Regions from separate parts of the Homo sapiens genome. Here region 2 is linked to region 1. A link is an interaction called in ENCODE POLR2A ChIA-PET data of the cell type or tissue named here. Cell type or tissue: CD4-positive, alpha-beta T cell. All regions are shown on one strand. Each heading gives the region's core, and the rest is flanking DNA. Links, peaks and the distances in the headings are about the cores only.

Evidence for each region. ChIA-PET counts read pairs that join two places held together with the same protein. Peaks named below come from ENCODE experiments on the same cell type or tissue, not always from the same donor. Only the 100,000 strongest peaks of a DNase experiment are listed, where the experiment ranks them.
Region 2: POLR2A ChIA-PET joins it to region 1 with 10 read pairs; 9 of 35 experiments call an interaction of 5 or more read pairs at or near these places.

The regions. Positions count from the first base shown.
Region 1 is chr11:35,072,265-35,082,225 of GRCh38, reverse strand. No RefSeq gene overlaps it. Among named protein-coding and RNA genes, the nearest start is that of CD44-DT, 61 kb to the left of the region's middle. RefSeq lists an enhancer at 4,083-4,132. In CD4-positive, alpha-beta T cell, for the core only: no CTCF peak of the experiment used is centred there; DNase peaks (open chromatin) are centred at 4,055 and 4,365; H3K4me3 peaks cover 1,037 bases; H3K27ac peaks cover 3,462 bases.
Region 2 is chr11:35,168,687-35,178,647 of GRCh38, reverse strand. It overlaps CD44 (CD44 molecule (IN blood group)), which reads right to left. Exons shown (of 18, transcript NM_000610.4): 2 at 1,908-2,073. Among named protein-coding and RNA genes, the nearest start is that of SNORD164, 11 kb to the right of the region's middle. RefSeq lists an enhancer at 5,088-5,589. In CD4-positive, alpha-beta T cell, for the core only: no CTCF peak of the experiment used is centred there; DNase peaks (open chromatin) are centred at 4,677 and 5,224; H3K4me3 peaks cover 1,600 bases; H3K27ac peaks cover 3,919 bases.

The DNA of each region.
Region 1 (9,961 bases), core at 1,841-6,840:
ATGGCATCTTGCAGGTTTTTCTGTTTTGCTTTTATTTTTATTTTTTTTTTTTTTGAGGTGGAGGCTCACTGTGTCACCCAGGCTGGAGTGCAGTGGTGGAATCTTGGCTCACTGCAAGCTCCACCTCCCAGGTTCAAGTGATTCTCCTGCCTCAGCCTCCCGAGTAGCTGGGATCACAGGCGCGCACCACCACACCTGGCTAATTTTTGTATTTTTAGTAGAGACAGGGTTTCACCATGTTGGCCAGAATGGTCTTGAACTCCTGACCTCAAGTGATCCACCTGCCTTGGCCTCCCAGCATCTTGCAGATTTTTGTTTGTTGTGTTTGCTTTGCCAGGAAAAGGAGGAGGTGAAAAGGGAGCCTTGAGGGAGAGAAGACATGATATTGACCATAACAGGTAGGAGGGGCTGGTGGGAGCTGGGAACATTCATTTGTTTAATTAGTCAATATGATGTGAGTAACCACTAAGTACCGAGCTCTGCTTTAAAGATTGAGGGGACAGCAATGAAGACAACAGGCTCCTGACCTCATGGAGCCTCCATTCTAGTGGCAGAGGCAGGCAATAAAAGTCACACATTTATTTATTTGTTTATTTTTTATTATTATACTTTAAGTTCTAGGGTACATGTGCACAATGTGCAGGTTTGTTACATATGTATACATGTACCATGTTGGTGTGCTGCACCCATTAACTCGTCATTTACATTAGGTATATCTCCTAATGCTATCCCTCCCTCCGCCCCGCACCCCACAACAGGCCCCAGTGTGTGATGTTCCCCTTCCTGTGTCCAAGTGTTCTCATTGTTCAACTCCCACCTATGAGTGAGAACATGCAGTGTTTGGATTTTTGTCCTTGTGATAGTTTGCTGAGAATGATGGTTTCCAGCTTCATCCATGTCCCTACAAAGGACATGAACTAATCCTTTTTATGGCTGCATAGTATTCCATGGTGTATATGTGCCACATTTTCTTAATCCAGTCTATCATTGATGGACATTTGGGTTGGTTCCAAGTCTTTGCTATTGTGAATAGTGCCGCAATAAACATACGAAAAGTCACACATTTATTTAAACAACAAAAATACAAGTAAGTAAACGATATTATGCCCACACACATATACATGAAGCAGAGCAAGAGATAGAGTGGAAGAGGGTTTGCAATCCAAGACAGGATAACCTGGGGAGCCCCCACATTGAAGGTGGCATCTGGGTTAAGTCTTGACAGAAGAGGATGTGAGCTGTCATGGTGTCTGGGGAAAGAACATTCTGAGACCAATCAAGAGTCCACTGAGGCTGAAGCAGTAAGTGAGGGGGTGGGAAGCGGGGAGGCTGGAGTGTGAAGTGCCAGGTCAGGGAGGGCCGTGAGGGCCACTGGGCTTTTCCTCTGAGTTAAATGAGGAGCCATGAGAGTTTCTTAAGTGAAGAATGGACACGATTTGACGTCTCTTTGAGGGTCACTTTGGCTGCTGCATGGAGAATAGAGGCAGCATTGGGATGGGGGGTGCTACTGAATCTCTGAAGTCTGATCTCACTGTCAAAAAGGGGAATTGGAGCTGGGCACGGTGGCTCACTGTAGCTCACACCTTTAATCACTCCTTGACTCTTTGGGAGGCCAAGGTGGGAGGATCGCTTAAGCTCAGGAGTTTGAGACCAGCTTGGGCAACATAGTAACACCTCATCTCTACTAAAATTCAAAAAAAAATTAGCTGGGCATGGTGGCACATGCCTGTAGTCCCAGCTACTCAGGGGGCTGAGGTGGGAGGATCACTTGAGCCTGGGAAGTTGAGGCTGCTGTGAGCCCTGATGGTGCCACCACACTCCAACCTGGGTGACAGAGCTAGACCCTGTCTCCGAAAAACAAAATGCTAGGAGAAGGACAGGAATTGGAAGGTTTTAGAGAGGTTGAAGACCAGAGTGCCACAAAAACTTTCTCTTATGTCATCAGGACTTATAGAAACTGGAAATACTTTGGGCGTATTCAGTGTTAATTAATGGTGTCCACACACCCCCTAAAATCATCTTGGTTATCACCAGTAGTTCATTTCCCACTGCTTGGAAAATGTGGTCTAGAGAAAGGCCAAACGTTCACCACACAGAGAGACTATAAGTTTGTCTGCCCATGGAGGTTCCCTTCAGGTGGCTGTTATTCAGATGTGACTTAAGAGACCCTAAGTTTGACCCTCTTAACTGTATAGCTTGGACTAAAATTCAAAATGTAAGCTGTTTTATTCAAATGCAGTGGGGTCACTAATTGATTTACACACTCTCAGCTGTGCGAAAATATGCAGCTTCTTTGTTTTCTGTAACTGATCAAATCTTCCCTGTGCGCCCTTAACCCTGTGGAGAAACGAGGAAAAGACCAGACTTACACAATCAGGGACTCTTGGTCTCTTCCAGCATCCTTAAGTTCCCCAACGTTAGCACCTGTTTCTGTGGTTGGTGGGAGTGGCATTACCATGTGACTATGCATGTGGGAATCAGGTCCTATGCTAGTTCCCCTGAGGTGATCCTGGTTTAGGCCCTCCATTGGCATGCAATGGCATTCATAGCTGTGGAACACTGACAATGTCATTGTCCCTAGAAATCAAAGTCCTTGATCTCAGTGGCTTCCACTTCCCAACCTCAGGCCTCTACATTTTCAGCAATCTCCCTTGAATTTCCCTGACCTTTACCGGGGCCTGTAGAAACATAGGGAAACATCACATTGCTGTCTATGAAGGTTCCTCTGTCTGCTAATGCTGCACTATCTCATTCAAGCCATGTTAGACATGGTGCCAAGACAAATACGAGGCTTCTCCTAGGTGCTTTCAGCCTCCTCCAGGCCATGTGTGGGAAAGTATGTCACTTGCCCAATGTTCTTAGGTTCCTAATACCTTTCTAAATGCTTCTATAGCCCGCCCCCAACAAGGCTTGACCCCAAGGAAGAGTGGAGGCAAGACCCTAATATTTGAAGGTCACACTCTGCCTCTATTTCTTTCTCATTCACAATCTCTCTTGGGCAGGAAGGACTGAACTTAACCTTTTGTCCCCTTCCTTTCTGGTAAGAACTTTCCCCATAAAATTTATTTTCTTTTGTTAAAATGGCACCCATTCTGCCTGCTTCCTTGAAGCCATGATAGTGTGTCAGATGTGCTCTCAGGGAAGTGGCCAAGAAGGCAGAATTAGGAAAGCAAGAGGTTTCTTGGGTGTGTTAGTTCTGGCTGCTGTAACAAAGTATCACAGACTGGGTGGCTGAAACAACAGAAGTTTATTTTTCACAGTTCTGGAGGTGGAAGTCTAAGATCAGGGTGCCAACATGGTTGGGTTATGGTCAGGGCCCTCTTCTGGGTTGCAGATTCCAACTTCTCATTGTATCCTCCCATGGTGGAAAGAGTGAGAGAGCTCTCTGGGGTTCTTTTTTATAAAGGCACTGATCCCATTCACGAGGGCTGTACACTCATGACCTAATTGTCACCCAAAGTCCCCACCTGCTCATACCATCACCTTGGAGGTTAGGATTTCCACATATGAATTTTAGGGGACACAATCATTGAATCAATTGCATTGGGAAATGAAGACAAAATGGGGAGGAAACAGGATTGGACTGCATGAGCCTCAGAGCTCAGTGCAGACCTGACAAAGTTTTGGCTCACTTCATGGGCATTTCGAAAACAAATATTGCTCATTTGAGGAGCCCCATGTTGAAAGAAATGGCCAAGCCATAGCAACCCCTCTGTGCTCAGCCCTTCTCTGGGGGCTGCCCAAGAAGAGGATGGCCTGAGCTTCAAAGATGAGACAATGCTAAGGTGCAAACAGCTGGGGGCTGCAAACTAACTGCACTCCTTGCAGCTGAACAGCAAGTTCTTTCTCAGAGGGAGATCCTCATGGGTGCCTCCAATACTGTCACAGTGGTGGAAAGGTCACTAGAGAATGATTGGTAGGGAAGAATAATGAAAATCCCATCAGTTTAATGTTTTGTAAGTGTTTTTTACATATTGCCCAAGCTTCTAAAGTCATCACTGAGCATAATCTTTGCCCACATCCTCTTCACTGCAGGTGAGGTTTATCCACTGTGACCACAGCATACAGCAAGTTACACAGATTTGACTTCTCTTGAACCTTTCCCAAGAACATCTTCACAGAATATAGTGCTGGGGTGATGCCTGAAAACTGTGAGCGTGGTTCTCACAGAGTCTTCTGCTTTTTATCTCAGAGATTTCCATGAAACCCAAAAATCTCCATTTTAATTTAATGTTTGGAACCAGGAAGTGCCCAGCAGTTAATCTAAACCTGTTTTTACCACGACAGCATTCTGTGTACTGCCCGGGAAATGTCAATGGTTTGTTGATACCAAATTAATGATGCATATCTCTAGCAAAGAAATCTCCAGTGAGTCAGAAACCAATCGTCAAACTGTCCGTCCACCAGGTTTCCTTCCTGTGAGTCACTTTAAGAAGGTTGACTTCTTCTTTCTCTGTTTCCAGCCTTTCTCTGGTTTAATCAATGAGAGTTAAAGCCATATGATAATTCTTGGAAGTATTGACAGATGTGACTGGTCCTCCCTCCTGGACAAGCCTTGAAATGGAAGTGATAGAGAGGAGATAAAAGGAGGTGGGAAAGGAAGTATGTAGACAGAGGGAGAAACAAAAAGGACCAGAGGTCTAGAAATTTCTTACTGCCCCAGAAGTTAAAACATTGTTTTGTTAATCATAATTTATCACAAAGGTGGCCAGTTTCCGGGGAATTGTGTTGCCAGACAAAATGCGGGACTCTCACTGAAATTAGAATTTCAAATAATAAATAATTTTAGTATAATTATGTCCAATGCAATATTTCAGACAAACTTACATTAAATTTTTTTCTTTGTGTATCTGAAATTCAAATTTAACTAGGTGTTCTGTATTTTTATTTGCTAAATCTGACAACCATATCTGGGAGATATTTTAATTTCCATTGCATTCCTTTTGTTGATGAGTGTGATGAGCTACTATATTGAACAGGAAGTAGAGAGGATAGCGCCATCCTCTTATTGTCTAGCAGAAAGATCCAGGTTATTTGGACTTAATAGTTCCTTACTCCCGGGGCAGTCTCTGCCTTCCCAGCCCCACTCAGCACTGAGCATTTCAAACTGACCATTGGCTGAAACCCATCAGCCAATCATTGAAACTGGACTTGCTGTCCTTGCTTTGGAATTGTCTATATCTATTATAAGGTGCGCTTGGATTTCACAAGCCTAATGAGCCTCATTCTTGCCTTAATCCTCCCCATGTTTGTCCAATCAATAGGAGAGATCTTTTGCTTTGGTTTCTGCCTACACCTGGGGTCTTGGACTCTAGACTATTCAGATACGGTCTTGACATCCTGCCTAAACCTTGCCATTTCCTTCTTTTCAGTGGTTTCCCTCAGTCCATGATAAACATATCACTTGGAAACACAATACTGCCTCCAAGCCTCACCATCTTCTAGGACAGAGGTTGCCAAACATTTTCTGCAAAGGGCTAGATAGAGTATATTTTTGGCTTTGCAAACCCTGCAGTATCTGTCACAACTCCTCAATTCTGTCATTGTAACATGTGAACAGACATGTGCTTCTGTACAGCATTATTTATCAACAAGTAAAGCTGTGACAGGTCACGGGCTATGTTTGGCCCAAAGGCCAAAGTTTGTTAACCTCTGTTCTAGAAGAGCCTGGGATCTTGCCTTTCTTGCCAAAAAGTTTCCACTTAGTTATAGATGCTGGCCTATTAGCTCAAGGAGCCACGTATTGTTTACTTAATGTGATGCTGATGGCCTCTCTATGACTCCATCAGAGACCAGTCCTATTTTACAGCCTTGGCACCCTCATCTTGGGCTTGGCAGTTCCAAGCTTTCTTCTCTTCCCTCTACCAGCTTCTGAGGTCCCTGCATGACTTGCTGATGAGCACACTCAATAAGCCAACTTCTACTTGTTTCCACACTATAGCTAGGATCCACTACCCCCTTTATTTCCACAAATGCTACCTTACTTTGAGACTTAGTTGCCAATGCTTTGGACTGACTCTGTCTCATCTTTGTACTTCTACCTGAGAAATCTTCAACTGCTCATCACTGCTGATATGATTTCCTTTGCATAATAAGTCCATGAAACTACCCACCAGTGCTGAGAATGGTTTGCCTTATAATAGCTATGGATTTAAAGAAAAACCCTTCTCTCTCAAATGATTAAAAATACCTTGCAGTAGGACAAAAAACCAAACAATGCATGTTCTCACTCATAGATGGGAATTGAACAATGAGAACACCTGGACACAGGAAGGAGAATATCACACACCAGGGCCTGTTGTGGGGTGGGGGGAGGGGGGAGGGATAGCATTAGGAGATATACCTGATGTAAATGATGAGTTAATGGGTGCAGCACATCAACATGGCACATGTATACATATGTAACAAACCTGCATGTTGTGCACATGTACCCTAGAACTTAAAGTATAATAAAAAAATATATATATATATATATATACTTTGCCGTAACCAGGCAAAGGCAGCTAGTACACGGCTATAGGGATACATGTAAAGCACTTTAGCATGAAGAAAAATCAACATTATGAATTGTATTAATGTTGTTCTTAAAAGTAATTCTATGACCTTAGAACAACATTGCAATGGTGTGAAAATGCAAAGCAGATTTTATAAACAACCAAATATGTGTATGAATACATCCATTTATTCACAAGGGCAGGACTTTGGAACCCAATGAATGAATTTCAAAAATAAAATTTTAAATTAGGAAAAAACAACAATTTTGAAACCAAGTCCACACAAATCTATAAAAATAATGTTGATTGGCTACTGTTCTGGGTCAGTGTGACCACTTTGACTACACATCCTTTTAAGGGATAAATATTTCTCACAAAAGTTAAGTGCAATTGAAGGCTTTGTAAGCCAAATCCTATTTTAAATACAGAGAGCTCATTTTTTAATTTTGGAGATGTCCTTCCCTCATTTTAAAAAATATGTTTTTAATTTATTTTCTTACATTATAACAGATTTTCAATAACCATTATATCTGTAAATTGAAACTCTCTATACCTTCCTAGGAAGAATCTGTTTTGAGTCATCTGAACTCCTTCAAACCAGTCAACTATTACAATTTAATTATGATGAGTTTGGAAAAAATCTAAAACCATCAGATATTTACATTACTGCCATTTTGTGGTTTGATTATAGCTAATTGCATTACACCAGTGCTCCGCAAATACTGGTGAATTGAGGTAAATGGCTATGTAATAATTGTGATCAATGGTCAAAACTTTATTAACACACTTTTTAACAGGTGTATTTGGGATAATCATTATACAATAGACTGCACATATTTAGAGCATACAATCTGATAAATTCTGACATAAGTATAAACCCATGAAACAATCACTACCTTCAAGATAATGAACATATCCATATACCCTAAAAGTTTCCTTATTCCCCTTAGTAATCCCTCCCTCTCATGTCTTCCCATCCGTTCCCTACCCCATCCCCATGTAACCACTGATCTGCTGTCACTATAGATTAGTTTACATTTTCTAGAATTTTATATAACTGGAATCCCACACTATGTACTCTTTCTTGTCTGGCTTCTTTCATTCAGCAAAACTATTTTCTCCATATTAACGTGTGCATCAATCATTCATTCCTTTTTATTGATGAGTAATATTCCAATTTGTTTGATAACTGTTTTAAATACAGTTTGTGCATTCATCTGCTGATGGGCTTTTGGGTTGTTTCCAGTTTGGGGCTATTAGAAATAAAACTGCTATGAACATTCATAAATAAGTCTTTATATGGTTGTATGCTTTCATTTATCTTAGGTAAATACCTAAGAATAGAATGACTGGGTCGTATGTTAGCTATGTGTTTAACTTTCTAAGACACAGCTGAACTGTTTTCCAAAGTGTTTGTACTACTTTACACTCCCTCCAGCCATATCTGAGAGTTCCATATATGAGAATCCCAGCTCTCCTACATCCTCATTAACATTTGGTATGGTCAGTCTTTTTAAATTTTTGCCATTCCAATATGTGCCCATATTAGGTATTTCTGATGTAGTTAGGCTTTGTGTCCCCACCCAAATTTTATCTTGAATTGTAATCCCCCAGGTGTTGAGGGAGAGATCTGGTGGGAGGTGATTGGGTCATGGGGGTGGTCCCTCTCATGCTGTTCTCATGATAGTGAGTGAGTTCTCACGAGATCTGATGATTTCATAAGTGTTTGACAGTTCCTCTCTTACTCACTCTTCTCTCTCCTGCTGCCATGTGAGAAGGTCCAAGCTTACTTTCCCTTTGCCTTCCAACATGATGGTAAGTTTCCTGAGGCCTCCCCAACCAGTCAGAGCTGTAAGTCAATTAAACCTCTTTCCTTTATAAATTACCCAGTCTGGGGTATTTCCCTATAGCAATATGAGAACAGACTAATACAATTTCATTATTACATTTCATTATGTAATTTGCATTGCCCCAGTGACTAATGGTGTTAAGAACTTTTCCATGTGCATATTTGACTCTGATGTATTCTTTGGTGAAATGTCTTCCCAAATATAAAATTTTTTAAATTAGGTTTTTTTGTTTTCAGTTTTGAGAATTCTTTATATATTTTGGATCCAGATATCATAACTATATAATTTGCAAATATTTTCTCCCAGTCTGTAGCTTGTCTTTTTATCCTCTTAACAAAGTTTTTCACAAAATGTTTTTAAATTGTTGATATAGTCCAGTTTTTAAATGTTTTCTTTAATAGATCATGCTTTTGGAATTCTTTGCCTAGTTTTAGATCCCAGATACTTTCTCTTCTGTTTTTTTCTATATGTTTTATAGTTTTATGTTTTATATTTAAATCCATAATCCATTTTCAGTTAATTATTGTATAAACTATGAGACTGAAGTTGAGGTTGTTTTTTTTTGTTTTGTTTTGTTTTGTTTTGTTTATGCTTATAAGTGTCTGTTTCTGCTTTTTGAAAAGACTATCCTTCCTCCATTGTATTGCTTTTGCACCTTTGTCAAAAATCAGTTGGTGCATCTGTTTAGGTCTACTTATGGGTTCTGTTTCTTTGATCTGTGTGTCTGTCCCTCAACCGTGTCATACAGTTTTGATTACTATAGCCAGATAAATAGTCTTGAATTGGAGTAGAATGATCGCTGCCACCTTATTTTCTTTTTAAAAATTACTTTAATTAGTTATGTTGCCTTTTCATATAAATTGTAAAATAATCTTGTCTGTATTTATAATATATCTTGCAGGGTCTTTGATAGGAATTGGGTTAAACCTGTATGTCAATTTGAGGATAACAGACATCTTTACCATGTTAAGTTTTCTGATGCATGAACACAATATATGTCTGTCCATTTATTTAAGTCTTCTTTAATTTCTTTCACCAGGCTTTTGTAGTTCTCAGCATATACTTCTTGCAAACATTTTGTTGGATTTATACCTAAGTACTTTACTTCTTTTTAGCAATTGTAAATGATATTGTATAGTTACATTTTATATCCACATGCCCATTGCTAGTTTGTAGAGATAAAATTGTCTTTTCTTTTTCTTTTCTTACCTTCTTTTTTTTTTTTGAGACAAGGTCTCGATCTCACCCAGGCTGGAGTCGCAGTGGCACAATTTCAGCTCACTGAAACCTCTGCAACCTCTACCTCCTAGGCTCAAGTGATCCTCCCACTCAGTCTCCAGAGTAGCTGGGACCACAGACGCTTGCAGCCACACCTGGCTATTTTTGTAGAGATGGGATTTCACTATATTGCCCAGGCTGGTCTCAAACTCCTGAGCTCAAAGCCTTCTGCCCACCTTGGCCTCCCAGAGTGCTGGGATTACATGTGTGAGCCACCATGCCCAGCCAAAATGGCCTTTCTATGTTTATCCTGTATCCTGTAACCTTGTTGAACTCATCTTTCAGTTCTAGGAAGTTTTTGTAGATTCCCTCGCATTTTCTACATATACATTCATGTCA
Region 2 (9,961 bases), core at 2,476-7,475, 96 kb before region 1:
TAACTGTAAATTGGGGATATTAAAGTTTATATGTGTGTATGTGGCATGAGTAAGTTACTGTTCACAAGGAGGAAAGAATATTCAGCAAATCCAGGAAGCATACTTTCCTCCCCTTTTAAGCCCCTGAGGAGGACTTGGTCATTAAAATCCTGTCCTGGGCTGAGGCTAAGCAGAACCAGAATCCTAACTCCTCCATAGGCAGGCTGTGTGTGCAAATTCGCTAAGCCTCGGCTGCTTCATCCATAAAATGAGGTGATAATATTGACCAATACTGCAGTTTGAGGATTAAGTGAGGGGTTTGGCCAGGTGGGCAGTAGGGCTCCCAGCATCTAAGTGCTTGATGATTGGCCAGTGGCAGTTGTAAGAACTCCCCTGGTCCTCAGCACATGGCAGCATATCTATATTTTGCAAGTATGCCTTGTTTGTATTTCACAATCAAAGTTCAGCTTACTAAATTCACTTTCTTAGGCCAGTGGCCTAGTCAGGGCCATAATTAAACAATTAGCCTTGGGAATAGAATAATGGATTTGCTAAATGGCCTTTTTTCATTGCATCCTACAGTGCAAGTTCAGTAGCCACCAGAGCTTTCTCCCTCTCTCTGCTCCTTTCATATTCCCCCAGACCTAGCTCTGAACACATACAGATGTCTATGTACATCTGCTCTTTATTTTAGAGCAGTGCTCCTCAATAGAACTTTCTGCAATGATGGAAATGTTCTCTAACCTGGGTCATCCAGTACAGTAGCCACTGGCCATCGGTGACTAACCGAGCACTTAAAATGTAGTTAGTGCTAGTGAAGAACTAAAGTTTTAATTTTAGTATTTTAATTAGTTTAAGTGTAAGTCACCACATGTGGTTAGTGGCTACCATATCAGACAGGGCAATTTTAGGCAAAAGACTTTCCTTTTCCCTTTCAGCAAGAGTCTCAGCCATCACTCATAATGTGGGTGCATGACTGTACCCAGTGTTGGAGGATAGAAGCACTTAACTTACACTTCATGGTTTCCGTAGAGTTCTGCAGCTTGACTTTTCAAAAGCAGTCTGTGTGCATGTGAGTGTGTGTTGCAGAGAAAGGGGAATCATATTACCTAAAGACACTGCAAAAGCACAGCTACAGGCTGGGGTAGAAACTTCAGAGCAGTTGCAGAGGTTACTCAGTCCTCTTCTAGTGAAAACAAATCGAACCACAACAATTCACTGTGATTGCCACCGTGGCTTGCTCTTCTTGTGCACCGCTTACCGCAAGGCCATTGGAAATTCAAAAAATAAAGTCCTTGCTTGTTGTGATTATCTTGCTTGGAGCCATAGTTTGAGGAAGGCTCTATGCAGCTCTAGAATAACTGGTAGGAGCCCTCTCAGGGCTCCCAAAAATAATATATCTTAATATAATATAGCTTAATAACTTTCATGCCTTTTTATTTACTTTTTCAAACCAGAGAAACATAGAAGAGAAACCAAAAAAAATTTTTTTTAAGAGAGAGTAAGAGAGAGTAGTTTGAAAAGTCTGCTTTGATCCAAGTCTGCAGGGCCAAGACTCTAACAGCCACATATTTATTTCAAACACTGTTATTTGGTTTATGTTTTCTTGTGGTTCTGACAATGATACTGCAGCTTCTTCAAAGCCAGGAGAGCTCTGTGGAAGCAGGTTAGACAAGAGGATTCCAGCCGAGAGGACCCCTAATGGCTTCCTCTGGGTTCCCGCTCTATGATTCACAAAGGTGTCTTTAGCTGACTTTAAACTCCAGTTGTCATACAGGTTGCAGATTGACTTGGCCAAATTAATACGTGGGGTTGACTCCTTAGGCAATAATCCATTCAGCTGTGGGAAAGGAGCCTTCCAGTTCTAAGCCCAGCTGCCTGGTCCCAGGCCGCCAGCTTTCCCCAGTGGTCGGGTGCTGGTCTCTTACCTGCAGGTCTCAAATCCGATGCTCAGAGCTTTCTCCATCTGGGCCATTGTGGGCAAGGTGCTATTGAAAGCCTTGCAGAGGTCAGCGGCCTCCGTCCGAGAGATGCTGTAGCGACCATTTTTCTCCACGTGGAATACACCTGCAAAGCGGCAGGTTATATTCAAATCTATGGGAAGAAATAGAAATGTTAGATTCTTTTGCATAAATAATTTGGAGACAGTAATAAGTTCAGTTTAGGACAGACTCCTTAAAAAGTCAAATAAGGCCGGGCGCGGTGGCTCATGCCTACAATCCCAGCACTTTGGGAGGCCGAGGTGGGTGGATCACCTGAGGTCAGGAGCTCAAGACCAGCCTGGTTAACATGGCGAAACCCCGTCTCTACTAAAAATACAAAAATTAGGCCGGGCGCGGTGGCTCAAGCCTGTAATCCCAGCACTTTGGGAGGCCGAGGCGGGCGGATCACAAGGTCAGGAGATCGAGACCATCCTGGCTAACACGGTGAAACCCCGTCTCTACTAAAAATATAAAAAATTAGCTGGGCGTGGTGGCGGGCGCCTGTAGTCCCAGCTGCTCCGGAGGCTGAGGCAGGAGAATGGCATGAACCTGGGAGGCGGAGCTTACAGTGAGCTGAGATCGCGCCACTGCACTCCAGCCTGGGCGACAGAGCAAGACTCCGTTTCAAAAAAAAAAAAAAAAAAAAATACAAAAATTAGTCAGGTGTGGTGGCACATGCCTGTAGTCCCAGCTACTTGGGAGGCTGAGGCAGAAGAATCACTTGAACCAGGAGGCAGAGGTTACAGTGAGCCGAGATCATGCCACTACACTCCAGCCTGGGTGACAGAGCGAGACTCTATCTCAAAAAAAAAAAAAAAAAAAGAACAAACAAACAAAAAGCCAAATAAACTTCTCTGCTAGCCAGAGCCTTCAAAATTCACTCCAGCATTCCAAAGCACCATGATATTAAGCTCAAATCTGAGAAAAGACATGGTAAAATAATATCACTCTTACATTCTCTCCATTGATTGCTCTGCAACAAAGTTTTTAAAAAGCAAATGATTTAATTTTGATTATTGATGTCATACAAACTTACAGAAAACTTACAAAACACAGGAAAGCAATGAAGGAAAATAAGTCCACCACTACAAAAACTACAGCAAACACTTTTCTATATCTTCTTCCAGTTTGTTTACTGAATACACACATTCACACGTGCACACATGCACACACGTACTTTATGCATATATACATAAAGTATGTATCTATATACACATACACACATACACACAAATATACATACTCACACATATGCTTGCATAATTGAAATGGTACTGAATATACAGTTCTAGATTTAAGAGTCATTTTTCCACTTAATCTTATGTTATGAGCATTTTTTCACAATCAAGTGATCTCTCCCTGGCTTACAACCTCCAAGAGTTTATGTTCATACCCAGTATAAATGTTCTTATTATGGCTAAAACCAACATAATCTGGCTCCTGGCTCCCTCTCTAACCTCAAAGTAGCTTGCTCTGCTCTAAGCACAAAGCTTGTCTTCAATTCTCTCAGACATTCTGAGCTCCTTCCCATCCTAGAATATTTGTATCTGCCTTCCTCTCTGTCTGGAATGTTCCATCCTCAAATGGTCACATAGGTGGTTCATTTTTTTTATCATTCAGAATTTTAACTCCACGTCACCTCACTTTAGAGTGCTTCCCTAAACACCCTTGTCTAACCCCCAGTCTCTCCCTCAACTCATTTGGCTTTTGTGTCTTCACAACAGCCTGGTCATCTATTGATGTGTGTGGTTACTCTCTTTCTCTCCTTCCTGGAATGAAAGCTCTGAGAAAGCAAGGGCCTTTTACTTGCTTGCAGCTGTTATCTCTAATCCCTATAACAGTACCCAATAGAAAGTAGATGCTCAACAAGTATTTGTTATATAAACGAATGACTCATTGAAATTTCCTCAGAAACACACTTTTAATATATTGGCAGACCAAAAGCCTGTCGTTTGCTCTCAGAGTTAATGGCATTGAAAATGAAGCCTAACTGCTATCAGTTGGGTAAAGAATTATTCAATACAAGGACTTTAGTGAGTTTTGTAGACATTAATCTGAAATTCCAATAGAGAGCTAGAAATCATCCTCTTCTACTTGATCCTGTGTAACAATCTCAAAAGACTTCAAAGGCTGTAATTGAAAACTCCTGGGACTATATGACCCCCGGTTTACACTTGAGGAAACTGCATGCAAAGGGTTAAGTCATTGAAACTATCCTGGTGAAGCTTATTCCTCCTGAACACTTCCTCAGGCCTCAATGACTGTCCTTCTCTAAGAAGACATGTTGACATCCTCTTGGGACAATGCCCCAAGTGCCTGGCCAGGCACCACTCCTTGTTGTTAGTTAAGAACCAGGTCTGGAATCAGACAGAACTGGCATTAACCAGCTCCATCTCTTCCTTGCACAGTTCTAGTGGTGGGTAGGAAGATTCCACTTATTTACCAACAAGAAAGTTGAGGCTCAGGGAAGTGAGTTGCCCAAGGAAGTGAGTGAGTACCTCTATCTAGAGCCTATAGTCTCCTTTCTGAATCCCAGTTGCTCTGTTCTGTATTTCTGAGCTGACAGCAATAGGAGAGGGGACCTATTACTGCAGTGTCCCTGGGTACCCAGTACCTTTGAGATTCTGTGTTGCATCATCTTCAGAAACCTGAAAGGTGAGTTTTATGTATGTATGTATTATTTATGGGTGAAGCTCAGAAAAATTAAATGACTCCCCAACGTCACCCAGCTCTTAAGTGGCAGAGCAGGAAATCTATCTCAGACCTGTTTACCACCCAAACCCATGATTTGAACCACTTTACTATGTGCCCAAGGATCCTTTTCTATCATTAGTGCAACTGAAGAAAGGAGAGAGGCACACCTAAACAACTGTTAAATAATGACAAAGAGTCATTATTATTGAATTGTATGGGCAACCACTGCTTTCTCTTTCCTGAGCAGGAAGCAGGTCTCAACCACGAGGAAACAATGTCTAACAAATGCAAAATGAGGTAAGAAAACTGTTAAAATTCTGTATTATCTTCCTTGATTCTGAAAATAGTAAAAGAAGAAACAAGAAATGGAACTTGAAAAGACATAAGCCAATGTCTATTATTTTTATTTTCTTTTGTTTGCATCATTAGCACATGGGGGGAAAATAACAACTAGGTGAAATGGAGAAAATGTGTTTTTGCAGTTCACTCTTTTTCAAGCCTAATGGTGTTCTCTTAAGCCACTCATGCAGCACTCGGCTGATGGGGCAATGAGAGGATAGAGAAGGAAATGCATAAGGCCCTTTTGCAATACTATTTGTTTTTACTGACATTTTCAACTTTGGCCTCAGTTGGCCAGTCTTACAAAAGGAAACTGTCAATCTACATGACAGACCTTCCGGGGCCTCTCCTTGTCCAGCACACAAAAGAAAAACAAAGCATTCCTATCAGCTTCTTGAAGATAAGGCTGATAGGGGAGCCTCTGATTCCAGGTGAGGCAAACTACCTGTCTGCCCCTGGCCCAGGTGGCTGCTGTCACTCTCAGGTTAAAAATCAACTCTGAGGCATGGACAATAATTGGAGCTCAATGGTAGTTTCTTTCTTATTACAGTCAATTCTACCTTGCCACCTGGCAGACAGAATATGCAAATGTAAGAGGAACCAATTGAGGCTGAGACTTTTCAGTAAAATCCCTTGAGTTTCATGAGTTTCAGCAAAATCCCTTGAGTTTCAGAAGCCAACATAACTTCACTGACAATACATGCATCCATTGTGTGAGTGTGTCTATATGACGGGTCTTCCAAAAGTTCCATGAAAAATACGTGCTATGAAAAAACTATACATAGATTTCAAATTTTTTTTTTTGCACCAAAATAAACTCTCACTAACTTGATATATCTGAACAGGATCTAGTTTGAGGCACTAACAAGGATAAGACATGTTTGAAAAGATCCTCTCTCAGAGCAACATGAATTCTGCTAAAATTGAAGCAAGAACACACACCAAAATTTTTGGTGAAGCTTAGGTGGAAGAATGAAAAAATCATTGATGCTTTATGAAAAGTTCATCAGGACAATGTCCCAAAGAAATCAGCAGCTTACAAACAGATAACTTGTTTGAAGAAGGGACAAGATGATGTTGAAGATGAAGCCTGCAGCGATATGCCATCCACATCAATTTGGGAGAAAAAAATTAATCTTATTTGTGACTTAAATGAAGAGGACCAATGATTAACAGCAGAAACAATGGCCAGCATCATAGACATCTCAACTGGTTCAGCTTACACAAATCTGACTGAAAAATTAAAGTTGAGCAAACTTTCCACTCAGTGGTTGCCAAAACCATTGTGCCCAGATCAGCTGCAACCAAGAGCTGAGCTTTCAATGGAAATTTTAAACAAGTGGGATCAAGATCCTGAAGCATTTCTTTGAGAATTATAACAGGAGATGAAACATGGCCTTATGTGTGTGATCCTGAAGACAAAGCACAATCAAAGGAATAGCTACCAAGAGGTGGAAGTGGTCCAGTCAAAGCAAAAGTGGACAAGTCAAAGCAGGTGGACCAGTGTAGAGCCAAGGTCATGGCAGCCGTTGTCTGAGATGCTCAAGGCATTTTGTTTGTTAACTTTCTGGAAGGTCAAAGAACGATAACATCTGCTAATTATGAGAGTGTTTTCAGAAAGGTAGCCCAAGCTTTTGAAGAAAAAATGTATCGAAAAGCTTCACCAGAGAGTCTTCCTCCATCATGACATGACAATGCTCCTGCTCATTATTCTCATCAAACAAAGGCAATTTTTTTGAGAATTTCTATGGAGAAGCCATTAGGCATCCACCTTATAGTCCAAATTTGACTCCTTCTGACTTTTTTTTTTTTGTTACTTAATCTTTAAAAATCTTCAAAGGGCACCCATTTTTCTTTAGTTAACAATGTAAGAAAGATTGCATTGATGTGATTAAATTCCCAGGACCCTCAGTTCTTTAGGGATGGACTAAATGGCCGCTATCATAGCTTATAACAGTATCTTGAATGTGATGGTGCTTATGTTGAGAAGTAAAGTTTACATCTTTAAACTTTTATCTTTTAATCTCATTTTTCCATGAACATTTTGAATTCTCCTCATACTTATATGTTTGTATGCAAGTGAGTGTGTGGTTGTATGTGCATGTGATCAGCCAAGACAGGATGAAACAGACAAACTCAACCTTTAGCCTTCCTAGATGTGAAGGCTTAAGCAGGTTCTGACACATTGTAGGTATCTGCAAAGGGCTGCTGATTGGATGAAGAAATCCTATGCAAAGTAAAAATTCCACAGCTTACATTTATCTTGATCTCATGAGAAAGTCCAACTCCTAACCCTGACGCTATTTAGCTACTTAGGAGTTGCAAGAATGGTGTCAAATACTTCATTTCTGGTCAACTATCCTGTGAATGTTCACAATCCTTCTACTCTAGGTCCCTCTTGACTTAAAAGGAGCCAACATTTTCAAGGCTGTGTGTCATTCAAACCCTGATAATTTATGAAGACATTTCATCAGGTTTCCTTGATACTAACGCAAACCCAAATTATTACCCGGGAGGATATTAATAATGCCAACAGCAAGAGCAGTGGCTAATATTTATTGTGCATTCATTGTGTATATGCCAGGCTCTATTTTAGGCACTTTAGAATTATTTACTCATTTTATCCTTAAAACATTCCTATGAGGTGGGTAATATTAGTATCCTCATTTTCCAGATGGAGAAACTAACACACAGAGAGGGGAAGAAATAAAGAAACATGCCCAAACTCACAATGAAGTAGAATTAAGGCAAGGTTAAGATGTGAATAGCCATGGACCACAGAACATTGCTTGACAGAGTGCCAGTGTCTCTGGCAATGGTGCTAGCCATGCTGCAAACCACTATAGAGAGGCAAGACTCCTCAGATGTCTGTGTGTCTCTCCTGAGAAACAGAGAACTCTGTGATTCAGGATCCACTTTGATTCAAGAAGCTAATACTAAATGGCTGATTGCATCTCTCAAACAAGCCTTTCTGGCTGGAAATAAACCAAGAATGTTTTCCGTTGAGCCCTCTGGTCTCCAATAAATCTCCTGCATCATGTAATGAATAAAATGTCCCAAGTGCCTCCCTCTGAGCGATAAATGAGCTCAACTGAAAACACTGACTGTTTGAGGCCACTTTTGGATTTGGAGAGGAGACTTCCCGTGGTAGAAATGCCACCAGGCCTTTAGCACGCTCATTACTATAGGGCTGTGGGCAGCACAGAGGGGTCATGGAGACCAGTGTCCCAGTGTCTAGGAACCTTATCTCCCTACCCACATGGGAAGAGGTCTGCTAGGGAGCTGTCAGGAAGGCGAGAAAAAGGAGCTCTGAAAGAAGGTTTTTTTGTCCTATAAAGCTGGTCTGTAGTGCCAAACTTTTATGAAGGTCAGTAGTTCAACCTAGTTAGGACCTCCTCAAACCTGGTTCAATTCCTGACCCTGCCACTCACTTTAGGTGACACAGGTTGTTAATTACTTAACCTCTCTGACTCTCCACCTCTTCCTTGATGGGATGACAATGCGAACCTGTCAGGGTTTATGGGACTATTACATGAAATAAGGTATGTCAAACACTTGATATGGTGTTTGACACTTAATAATCAGAGCCAATGAGCATTGCACACTTATTAGGTGCCTTATGTACTTCAGCTAATTTAATTCTCATAAAAATGCTATGAGGTAGGCACTATTGCTAAACCCATTTTAGAGATGAGGAAACTGAGGCACAAAGTGGTGAAGTCCTTTGCCCAATGTCATCCAAGTGGGAAAGTCAGGATTCTAACCTCTATGCTATGTTGCCTCCTATTCAGGCTCCTGGTTACAGGTACTATGCATTCTCTCCTGGATAAACCATCACTGATCCCAAATGCCATTAATCTCATCTATACTGCCCCCTAAGCCTCAGATCAAGGAAAATAGATCTCTGATAAAATTGTCCGAGCACATTTCAAAGCTTTGCCTAGATTGTAGGGCCTGCGAGGAATAATAGCTTCTTGGTCCACCCCAGTTATTTCTGAAGTTGTAGAAAATCACAACATGTGCTGGGAAGAGAGCACTGTGTAATTTTCACCCAAGTTGCCATTATCTACGTCTTCCCAAACTTTCCTGAGAGGTGAGTGGCCTGGTACTAGTATTGGAGCTGGGCTGCAAGGGATTTTCAATATGGAATCCAGGAGCTGGTCAATACATCCATGGACCTGTGAGATTATATGCAAGATTGTGTGTATGGATGTGTGTGTGTGTGTGTGTGTGTGTGTGTTTAGGTAGGGCAACATCTCTGGTTTTCATTGGTTTTCAAAGTCTGTGACACAACCAGGTAAAGAATTACAAGAAATTATTATCTTCAAGGTCTCTAGTAACCAGAAATTCCAGCATTCTGAAATTTTGGAACTTCTCTGTGGGCTTCGTTGACAACAGAAATGGTGTCTCCCTTCTTCACAATTATATTCCCAGTACCTAGTACAGCCTCCCATGGTAGGCAAATGTTGAATGAAATAATGAATTAATAAATGCTCTCTTTCTGCCCCCAACCCCCGACAGGCTGCAGTCTTATAGGGTGCAAAAAGATCACCTATCAGGTTCCTTTCCCACATCATATCTGAGGAATCACCAGCTGGTGTTTGCTGAGAATTCCTTATTGGATACTTAAAATGTCTTTAACCCAGAACTTTGCTTCTGTGAACATTTGCTGTTTTCCCCGAAAGCAAATGTTTCAGAGACCAACTTTTAGTTTTGTAACTGGCTTTGTCTGTCTGAATGTGCAAGCTATCATCTCAGTTACAGGACAGTATGTTCACATACCATCACAGGGCCATTTCTGAGGCCAGATCTCCTAGGGAACATGGCAAACACAGTACATTCCATATGAAGACCACCCAAAGACAACCTACAGTCATACTATGCCCAAAGAGAGGGCACTGTCAGTTCTCCAGACCAGACGTCTCCAGATTCTGCAAAATGAGTTAATTTGTTTTCTAACTTGAGCC